Linked DNA regions of Mus musculus: region 1 is linked to region 2. The links are chromatin loops, found by intact Hi-C in ENCODE. Cell type or tissue: left cerebral cortex. All regions are shown on one strand. Links, peaks and the distances in the headings refer to the core of each region. The heading gives the core; the rest is flanking DNA. Region 1 has its middle 9.5 kb from the start of Grid1. Region 2 has its middle 180 kb from the start of Gm25204.

Evidence for each region. A loop is a pair of places that touch in the nucleus more often than their neighbours do. Peaks named below come from ENCODE experiments on the same cell type or tissue, not always from the same donor. Only the 100,000 strongest peaks of a DNase experiment are listed, where the experiment ranks them.
Region 1: it touches region 2 in a loop (7-fold over the local background); 4 of 42 quality-filtered maps call a loop at or near these places.

Annotation. Positions count from the first base shown.
Region 1 is chr14:34,807,935-34,813,312 of GRCm38, reverse strand. No RefSeq gene overlaps it. Among named protein-coding and RNA genes, the nearest start is that of Grid1, 9.5 kb to the left of the region's middle. In left cerebral cortex, for the core only: a CTCF peak has its summit at 2,379 (motif pointing left); a DNase peak (open chromatin) is centred at 2,371; H3K4me3 peaks cover 550 bases.
Region 2 is chr14:36,581,751-36,587,128 of GRCm38, reverse strand. No RefSeq gene overlaps it. Among named protein-coding and RNA genes, the nearest start is that of Gm25204, 180 kb to the left of the region's middle. In left cerebral cortex, for the core only: a CTCF peak has its summit at 2,702 (motif pointing right); DNase peaks (open chromatin) are centred at 2,719, 3,581 and 3,859.

The DNA of each region.
Region 1 (5,378 bases), core at 247-5,246, 1.8 Mb after region 2:
ACACACTCCAGCTCCCTGGAAGCTCAACCCCACATGAGTCCAGGTTGCAGATACCCCAAGCATCAGCCATGTGTGCCCTCATATGGAGGCCAGAAAATAGGCTGAAAGGCAAGGAACATCTCTTAGTGAGAAACCGCCATTGGACCTTTTCCACCACTTCCCCTTAGCCTGTGTGGGGCACAAGGCCATGGGAGGCAGGGGTCAGCAGGAGAGACTGCTGGACACAGCCACCAGGTGACAGGTATATCTGAGACACACTGCAGACAATCTGCCCTACTTTCTAATAGCAAGCCATCCCACCTTATTTCTTTCAAGACAGAAAGCCCTTTTTTGTTTCTATTCAAAAAAAAAAAAAAAAAAAGCTTGTTTCGATGTCTCCTTTGGTCTAGAACATGTGGAAAAGAACATCCCACAATTCAAAACACCATAGCCATGACCTTCCTTCAACCAGGCGTGGCTCTGGGGGTCTTTCAGGGCTATGACACGTTGGCCAAAGCTCTGCCCATGAAGAATAAAATATGGCCGCTCAATAAATGGCCGTGCCCCCTGCGTTTTCTCTTCTGCCTACCTGGAAAACATACAGGGTCTTAGAAGCCATTGGTCATGTCAGGACCTTAAGAAGCCACACATGGATGACCCTGAGCTAGCCCACAAGCTTGCTGCTCATGAGCCCCAGTTCCAGAGCCAGCTGTACCTCCACACACATTAGCTACCATGCAGGCATTTCCATGCCAAGAGACTACCGGCCTTCGCTGATACCACCAACCAGTGATTTCATGATTCATCCATCTTGATGTTGTTGTTATTGTTATTATTGTTGTTGTTGTTGCTGCTGCTGCTGCTGCTGATGTTGTTATTGTTTTATTGAGGAGTTTTGTTTTGTTTTGTTTTGTTTTGTTTTGAGTCTTACTTTGTAGCCCAAGTTGGCTTCAAACTCAGGCTCCTCCTGTCTCAGCCTCCCAAGCACTGGGCTTATGAGATTATCCCACCAGGCTGAGTGACCTGTCCTTTTTTCTATTCAAGGACAGAAATTGTGTAATTTTCTTATTGCTTGACTTCCAGTGGCAGAGCACCTGCCTACCACACACTAGAGCCAGCACCACAGCCGACCGGAAACTCCACAGAGGAAGGAGTTTTACTTACGCCTTATTTCTAGTACCCAGAACAGTAGCTGTCATACCCAGGAGATGCTGGTGTGTTAAATCAATCAGTTAGCATCTCAATAAAAATTTCCTGAAAACACGGTTTTTAGTAGCTGATCAGGTTTTGTCCCACAGAATAGAGCATACTTGATATAACTGGTCATACAATACTACTGTAAGATCTTTGTGTATATATTTTCTGCTCTTATACAATTGTTTTCTTAGGATAAATGCCCAGAATTGGAGTTATTAGGTGAAAGGCTATAAAATATTTAAGCCTTTTAACGTATAATTCCCAAAGCTGTACACTCCAAAGCTGTTTTTTAAGCCAATTTACACTCCCGCACACAATTAATGAAAATATCGTCTCTACCCCGTCCCAAACACAGGCGTTATTCATTTCTTTCTTGCTTTTTTTTTTTTCCTCCATCCTGATAAGTGAGCATGTATTTCTCAAAACTGCGGCGAAGCACATTCCCGACTCCCTAGGAACACTGAGGACTCTGCCAGTCTGGGGTCTTTGGCTGGTCCCCTTCCAAAAGTTCCTGGCACCTATTCTTTTGTTGTAGGTACCACATGTGGTGTTGATGACGTCCTTTGGTCAGTGTTCAATCCCCTCAGGAAGAGGGACGGGAGGAACGAAGCATGGGAACGAGGCTGCCTAAGACAAGAAGCCTGGATTCCTGAAGATCTTAGGACCCTAACCACTAATGATGACATCCTTCAATGAAGCTGGTCACCTGTTAAGAGGCATACTGGGTGGGACAGACAGACATGCTGATCTTAGATCCAGAGCTTAGGGGCGGCAGTGACCTTGGATAGGTGCAAGGGAAACAAGACCTTCCTCTGGAAACAGGGTGGAAGGAAACTGATAGCAGGGATGCCCCAGCAGGGATGAACAAAAAGATCAGGAGAGACTTCCAGGAGAAAAGACATAAAGCGTAAGTTTATAAAGCATAAGACGCGCCCCTCTGAGGTGAGCTGTTCTTAGGACTGCAAGCCCTCAAATGGAAATAAGCATCCTCAGAGGACAACCGGAACTCGGTTAACCCGTGAAGGAGCACCAGGCACAGAAAAGCCCCAAGCAGAATGGAGACTGTGATCTCCGGCTCTCAAACACACCACCCCCTACCCCAACTCCTGCAACCAGGACAATTCAGGGAACCCACCAGCGCAGCCGCAGTTGTCAAGCTGAACCAGCTAGCCCGCCCAGAGCAGCCGTGGTGCAATGCTGCTCTCTGCTGGCCATTGCTGGAAATATAGCACTTCGAGGCGCTTAAGGAAGAGACTCATCTGGCAAAGCTTGAGTCTTGGTCTTAATGAAAGCAAGTGACTTCAAACTAGATTGCCTCGCCCAGCCTTAAAATTGAGGGAGACGCCTAGTATTGTTGAAACTTGATGTGTCATGTTTGGTTGATAACTCTGAGGCCCGCTGTTTCTGAAGAGAAACGGAGGAGGAGTGGATGGGGGGGGGGGGGGCGGTGCGTGTCGTGGGGAGAGAGGAGTGACAGACTTGGAGGAGAGGAAGAAGAGGAAACTGCAGTCAATATGTAATATATGATGGAAAAACAAGAGATGGGGAAGGAGGGAAGGAAGGAGGATGAGAGGGAGAGGGAAGGGAGAGAGAGAGAGAGAGAAAAGGAAGGAAGGAAGGAAGGAAGGAAGGAAGGAAGGAAGGAAGGAAGGAAGGAAGGAGAGGGAGGGAGGGAGGGAGGGAGGGAGGAAGGAAGGAAGGAAGGAAGGAAGAAAGGAAGGAAGGAAAGAAGGAAAGAAGGAAAGAAGGAAATGAAGGAAAGAAGGAAATGAAGGAGGGAAGGAGGAAGGGAAGGAAGGAGGGAGAGAAGACACCACTAGGCTGTGAGGCCTGAAAGCCGCAACAGTAATAGGCAGCCACAACATCCCCACTGGTAAAACAGTGACACATATCTTGGGAGTCACCATTAAGTGTGTAATTAAACTTAAGGTCCACTCAGTAGGAAGTACCTCATGCCTGGTATTGTGAACATAACAAAGTATCTATGGGTGGAGACATCATAGGCCTTAGAGGAAAATCTACTGCTGCCACTTCCCTAAACATGGCTTGTAACTGTATCTAAGTATTTATCCTTAGACCGACAGATAGTGTAGCCCTTGCTCCTCCTCAGAGTTTCTTTTTGTAGCAGATGGAGACCTGGACAGAGATCAACAACTGGTCCAAATGCAGAGAACATGTGAGGATGGCATTTCCAGACGCTATTTGCATGGCTACAGTACCACCTGTCACTATCAATCACCTCACATGAACCAGGCACATTGGCACATGCCTGTAACCTGCCCACCGTGTGCTCAGGAGGCTGAGGGATCATGAGTTCAAGGACAGTCCACAACTGAAAACCACGTTGCACTTGGCCAAGCTGGACTCCTCAGCATGTGCTCAAAGGCCTTCATAACTTTGCATCCCCCTAATCCAACCTGTCTCCAGAGATGCGTTAACTGTGCCCTTGGAATTTCCGGTCAGTGGGAAATTCATAACCGAACACACCGTAGTGAAACGGAAGAAGACCAGAGACCTGAAGAAAGAGCAGAAACGCAGATGGAGAAGAAAGGGTGCAGACCTTACAATTCTACAACACAGGCACAAACAGGAGAGAGACAGAGACAGACAGAGAGGGGGGAGAGAAGGAGAGGGAGAGGGAGGGAGGAAGACAGAGGGAGGGAGGGAGGGAGGGAGGGAGGGAGGGAGGGAGGGAGGGAGGGAGGGAGGGAGGGAGGGAGAGGGAGAGAGGGAGGGAGGGAGGGAGGGAGGGAGGGAGGGAGGGAGGGAGGGAGGGAGGGAGGGAGAAGGAGAGAGGGAGGCAGGAAACAGTGGGATGTCAGTTTCAGTGAACCAAAAAACTCCAGATGGAGGAGAAAATATCTTCCAAGAATGAAGAAGAAATAAAGAATTTTTTCAGGTAAACACAAGCTTAGAGAGTTCATTTAGAAATAAATATTCACTAAAGGAAATGCTAGAGGAAGTATTTCAAGCAGAAAGAATGGGATCCCAGGTGAGGGGACCGATGCGCAACAGTAGTAACGTCTGTGGAGAGAGAAAGGCTCAGAATTGAAAAACGAGGTAATAGCTACCTTGGGCCGGGAAAACGGAGAGACTACTGATTAACTGCAGAGCGTGGGGAACTGGCCATGCAGAGGTTTGTTAGGGGTTAAAACAGGGTCTTGCTATATAGCCCAGACTGGCCTGAAACTTGAGGTCATCCTATCTCTATCTGCTGATTACGGTACACACCACCATGTCTGGCTAGTATACAGATGTTAACTTTGAGGGAAAATAGAGACAGATACAGAGTGGCAGAATAATTTCTGAGAGAGACTGCATGATAAAATAGTATAGAGTTAAACCCAAGGAATTGAGACAAAAAGAAACATAGGCAAGACGGGCAAATGCACAAACAAAAATGTTATTTTTTAAATTTTATTCTCTGATATATTACAGCAGTTTCTTCTCCTTCCACTCCTATGTGGCCAGTTCAGACTCTGTATCTCCCACTAGGAGTCTTTGCTAGGGCCACCCTCATGATTGCTGGGAGTTTCCATTGCCCTAGGTTTCTACCTCGCCCACAAAATGTCCCCCAGCTCCAGTTCTCCCTTTTCTCTCCCTCTCCCCCTCCCCCTCCCCCTCCCCCTCCTCCTTCCCTCCCCCCTCTCCATCCTTCCTAACCTGATCACTCCTGTTCCCATCCCTCACCCCATCCCCAGTCCACCCACAAAATCTATTCGAATCTATTCTATTTCCCCTTCCCGGGAAGAGTCATGCATCTCCCCTTGAGCCCTCCTTGTTTCTTAGCCTCTCTGGGTCTGTGGATTGTCCCATGGTTGTCCTTTATTTATCAGCTAATGTCCACTTATAAGTGAGTACATACCATGTTTATCTTTCTGGGTCTGGATTATCCCACTGATTTTTTTTGTTTTGTTTTGTTTTGTTTTGTTTTGTTTTTTTTTCTGATTCCAACCATTTGCCTGCAAAATCCGTGGTGGTTGGGTTTTTTTTGTTTTTGTCTTTTGGGGTTTTTTGGGTTTGGGTTTTGGGTTTTTGGTTTTTTTCGAGACAGGGTTTCCCTGTATAGCTCTGGAACTCACTTTGTAGACCAGGCTGGCCTTGAATTCAGAAATCTACCTGCCTCTGCCTTCCAAATGTTGGGATTAAAGACGTGTGCCACCACCGCCCGGCGGTGTTATTTTTTAAACCACTGAGTAGTA
Region 2 (5,378 bases), core at 248-5,247:
TTTCTGTCTCTTTTGCAAGTTTGGTTTCCTTTAAGTTTAGAACAAATGATGTCATTTTTAACCTTCCAACTATACTCTATCAGCAGACTCTTCTGAAATCAACAGCTAGAACGATCCTTTGAAGCTACAGTTGTCTCTAGGCACTCACAGGGGCTTAGTTCCAGATCTTTCCACGAATATCAAAATCTGTAATGGTTATGTTTCCTATATAAAATGCATTATGGATTTGTATATGTATACATGCACATGTTGTGTATATAGCTTACATATACCTTCTTGTCCACTTTTAAGTCACTATTACATTAATAATCACTGTAAGCAAATGTTGCATAAATTGTTATTTTTCATTGTTTAGGGAATAGGGAAAGAAAAAAAGGTCTTGTTTATATTTAGTAGAGATCACCTGCCTTTGATATTTTAAACTGTAGTTGATTGAATAAATTGCTGAGGAACCCATGAATGAAGAAGGCTGGTCACATCTTTCTTCATAGTACAGTAGATACAGTGGTGTCATCCAAATTTACCCTCCACACTGATAGGTTTGTTTCCTGAAGTTGTCAGTCCTGTGGAAATTGCCCATCTCTGGGGAATGTTATTTCTCTGAAGAGCATGCTTCCTTCCTGGGACAGCTTGCATCTTACTACTGGTAGATGTACAAGGACAGCAGCTGGCATCCTTCCTAGCACAGGATAATGCTGAAAAACCACCTGAGCTTACATCTCTGATATCATTGTCCAACTTCTCCATTTATTAAATCTGTTTTTTTTTTCTCCCCTCTCTCTGAGTCTCATATAGCTAAGGCTAGCCTCACATTTGCTGTGTGCCAAAGATAGCAAATTGAATTCCTGATTCTCCTTCTAATTCCTCTGAATTTTAGAATTATAGTAATAAGCAAGCCACCATGCTCAGCTCCATTTCCTTTTCTAGGTATCAGTCCTAAGAACATGTCTGATGTAAACTTCCTTCATGATAGTTTCCCCTCCAGAGTCTGATTCATTAGGATCTCAGTGACCACTGAGTCACGTCTCTCAATATTCTTGCTTGTCTGTCACAGTGTCAAGCCTGAAGACACCCCAGTGGCTTTACCTGGACTCCATTTGTTGATGTCTTTCTTTTTCTTCAAATATCTGTTCAAATATTCTCTCATCAAGCAGGGCTTCGGGATCTCTCTATTAGAATAAACCCATTATTTCTTATTTCCCTGATTTATTTTCTACCTCCATCTATGGCCTTTGGACACATATTTTCAGTCGATTGTGCCTTCTTCTAAGAGTGCGTATGCTCCATGGGAATATTTTGTTTATTGCTCTTTCCACAGTATCTGGCCCAGAGTAAAACCTGAATAAATGTTTGCAGAAACAATGAATAATGAGTGAATTCAATTTTTCTTGTTTTATATCTGCAAGTAAATTCACTTTCCAGGCTCCCTGTTTTTGGGTGCAGTGGGATGGCTGAGATTTGAGTAGAAAGTATATCCTGTGTTTTATCCCTGACTAATTTACCTGGACTACTCCTGTGGGTAGGATTCCTGGAAGGTTGCCTGGACAAAACCACCTTCCCTCCCTCCCCTTCCCTTCCCCTTCCCTTCCCTTCCCTTCCCTTCCCCTCCCCTCCCCTCCCCTTCCTTCCCTCTTTCCTTCTTGTCTTCTTTCCTTCCCTCCTTCCTTCCTTCTCCTTTCTTTTATTTTTGAATAAAATTGTTTATTTTGAAAAAAACTGTTCTGTACTATATTTGAGCTGTTTTATATTTTAGAGGATAGTGGTTCCTGCCTCAAACATTTTTTTTTTACCTTGACCTTTATCACTGACTGTTGTGTGGTGGGATTATAAGCGGAGGTGCTCAGCTGTCACTCACAATGGGTGATCAACAGCCATTGCCTTGGCTTTAACCCTAGACACTCTTCTTCTGGAGAACTAGTTATTTATTGGTGAGTTGAGCTGATTTGCATGATTCTTGAGTTCATCGTCACTGTAGTTTTTCAATGTTATAAAATCCTTCTTTGTTAGAAAAATAAACACAGGGTTGGGATACAGATCACTCAGTAAAGAGTTTGCCTCATAAGTATGATAACCAGAGTTCCATCCCCAGTACCCATTTATAAGAGTGAGTATGATAATGTCCTTGTCCTAGTGTTGGGGATGGAGAGACAAGTAGACCCTTAGAATTTGGGGGCCAACCACTGTACTCAGTTGAGCCCTAGATTCCTAGGAAAGACAAGATGGGTAGCTCCTGAGGGACAACATCTGAGGTTAACTTCTGCCCTCAGTGTCCACATGCACATACTTGCACATGCACCCACATATGAACATGCAAACACATGTACACACAAACACAATATAAACACAAAGCTTGTAACTCAGCATTTCAATTAAAAACAAGAGAAATGAATAAGCATGTCTTAATGCTTGGCAGGTTTTCCTTTTGTTCTGGATCTCTGTTCATTGTCCCATTTGGGAATATGAGTCTCTGAACATTCCTTCCCACTGTGGATGGATCTAATATCTGAAAGATTGTTATTGAGAAGTGTTGCTTGGAGGCCTGATCAGAGGTGAGCAGGTAAATGAGCAGTAACTGATTCAATTAACTGATAAACATTGAACAGCACAGGTCCAAGCCACCTTCTCTGAACAAAGAGCCTCCTGTTCAATCAAGCAACCACCAGGGTAGTAGTTCTTTCTTAAGAGGAAGGATGCGGAGTCAGTGCCTTCCACGGTCCAGAAGATGGCGACATACACATTTAAGGGACAGTTGATGGGCAGGTTGTCCTTTGTAAGAAACAATCTTAATTGAATGGTTTTGCAGCAGAAGCCACCCTTTTGCTGACCCCCACACTGTCCCTTCTGGAAGGTCAGGTCATTCACAGTATGCCTCTTTCTTTTTACTGCCCAGTACAGTAGGGAGAACACTGTATGGAAGTTTGAAATCCTGCCCTTGTCATTTGTAAGCTCTGTGGCCCTGAGGATAGCACTTAACCTTGGTTTTGTTCAATATAACTTTGGATGAATAAGAACTCTATCATTGGGATCCGTGGAGTCAATGAAATAATGAACCTTAAGTATTTTATGTATTGTTGCGTTGGCACAGCTCTCTGCATTAGAAAAGGGTTCTAAGGTTCTGGGTGAGGCAGCCCCTCAGAAAGATGTGGTGAGTTTAGAGGGGACTGGGGCTCAGCCTCCAGTCACTCAGAGCCAACTGAGTCATGCATGGCAGCTTCTGCTCTCTGCCCCACCCTGGAATCCTGTGAGCCTGGAGTTTGTTGATGACTAATGTATAAGTATGGCTTTTATCTCTCAAAGGAGAAGGCAGGTTTGGGTGCCATGTCACTCCTATGGAAGGAGTTGAAAGAGAGGTGACTATGACAATTTAAGCCTTACCAAAAAAAAAAAAAAGCATAAATTGAAAAAAATGACTTCTTGAATATCTGAAGTAGAAGCTTAGCCTTCAAAGCATGAAAATTTACCTGCCTGGAAAATTGGATTTCTTACCCTCTAGGTTGGCAAAATTTCTGGATAACTTTGGGTGTCTAAACTGTGGGTTCCTGTGAATGATGGCTATGAACAGCAGAGCTCCAGCAGTGGGGACATGTTGCTATGGCAACCTGAAGCTAGAAGTTCCTCCAAGCCTTAGAAAGGCTGTCAATTAGATCCATGCACTTGGGGAGTTTAATGAAAACAGACACTTGTCATTTTTCTAACAGCCTTCCAACATTCTATACGTTTAAAATATTTCTATGGAAGGAAAAGCCTGCGGTTAAGTTTAGCTGTTTATTTTAAGAGAATTCCCCTGTGTGACTTTGACAGGGCAGATATTTTTCCCCTCTCCACACGAAAGGAGAAAAGCAAGGCCCTCCAGTGTTGCACAAAAATGCGATTAGGAGAGTCACTTATGTAGTTCAGGTGAAGCGATGTGAGGGGAGAGCGCCTCCACCCTACATCCTTGTACTCATTGGGGTGGGCAGGCAATCTCCCTTCATGTTCATACATCTTCAGCTGATCTCCTCTAGCTCTATGGCATGGCGCACCCATGCTGACTAATAGGTACCTTTCGTTAATGGGGCAGCTCAGAAAAGAAAACTTTATTAGACATCACTCTTTCCAAATGTCAGACACCAAAGAAAACAGAATCAGAATCTTTTGCTCAGACTGGCTTGCCCTATGAGGCTGGCTGCTGGGATCTATCTCTCACTGAGAACGCAAATCAATAGTCAGTGTGGAAACCGCAGTTGGTAACAGAAGCTTATTCTAAGATTGGCTAGAATATTTATTTCCAATGGACTATGTGCATGTGTGTGTGTGTGTGTGTGTGTGTAAGCAAGTGTGCGTCTATCTATTTGTTTATGTTCACCCAAATCTGCCACTTTTGTACTGCAGCTCGCAAAGGAAACATACCTCTTATCTTGGATATGACAGTCCACCAGACAGAAACAGTTTTCAAAGGGGGCTGAAAACTGATAATGTCAGGCACATTCAAACAGGTGAAGGCTCCTATTTAAATAGAGTCTTTCTTTGCTTAACATATTACCCAGTCCAATGACAATCGAAAACTCAGCCCCCCACACTGAGAACCCATGGCTGATGCCTCCTTGATGTCTGGGTACGAGGCGTGCTGCTCTCTTTACTTTCCTTTTAAATGTCAATTTGTAAGTAGGTCAACAGAAAGTCGAATGTTGTTGGGTCTCCAGTTAAGTTTAGTTCATAAAAATGTGGCCAATTTAGCTCCCTGGTTCTCAGCAATATTTGAAAATTGCATTTTATAAGTTGGGTCTGATTGCATCTGCTAATTATCACATCTCTGCTCATGGCACAGAAGCTAAGGATATTGGTAGGCAAAGACACAGATATTGCCTGCCCTCACTGATTGAATGGGTGTAGAGCAAGAATAAAACAGCTCCCCAAAGTATGTATATTATGTGGCCCCAGATGAAGATTATTCTGAGAAATCCCTTCTTGGTTTTTTTGTTTTGTTTTGTTTTGTTTTTTAACAGTATTTGTGAGTATTAGCATACTGAAAACCAGAAGCAGAAAGCTGGAGTCAGATCTCTTCATACTCTGCTCCTTCCTCTGATACTGAAAACTACAAAGTGGTTGCTAGAGTGATCCTCCAATCAATTGCATTAAGATTGGCAATGTGGTCCCATGCATGATCAGAACATAAGGCCATGTATCAGAGCTCTGCCACTGATTGCCTGTTGAATCTTGGGACAGTCTCTCTGCCTGGCTTTTGAGTTCATTATCTGTATTATTATAAGAGGGTTGAGCTAATTGAGTACAAGGTTTCTTCTCTCTTTTCTAAGGTTGAAACCTGCCACGTGACCAGGAAACCGTTCCTTTCATAGTTGGGATAAAACTCCCATTGCTGTTTAGGCGATGTCTGGGCA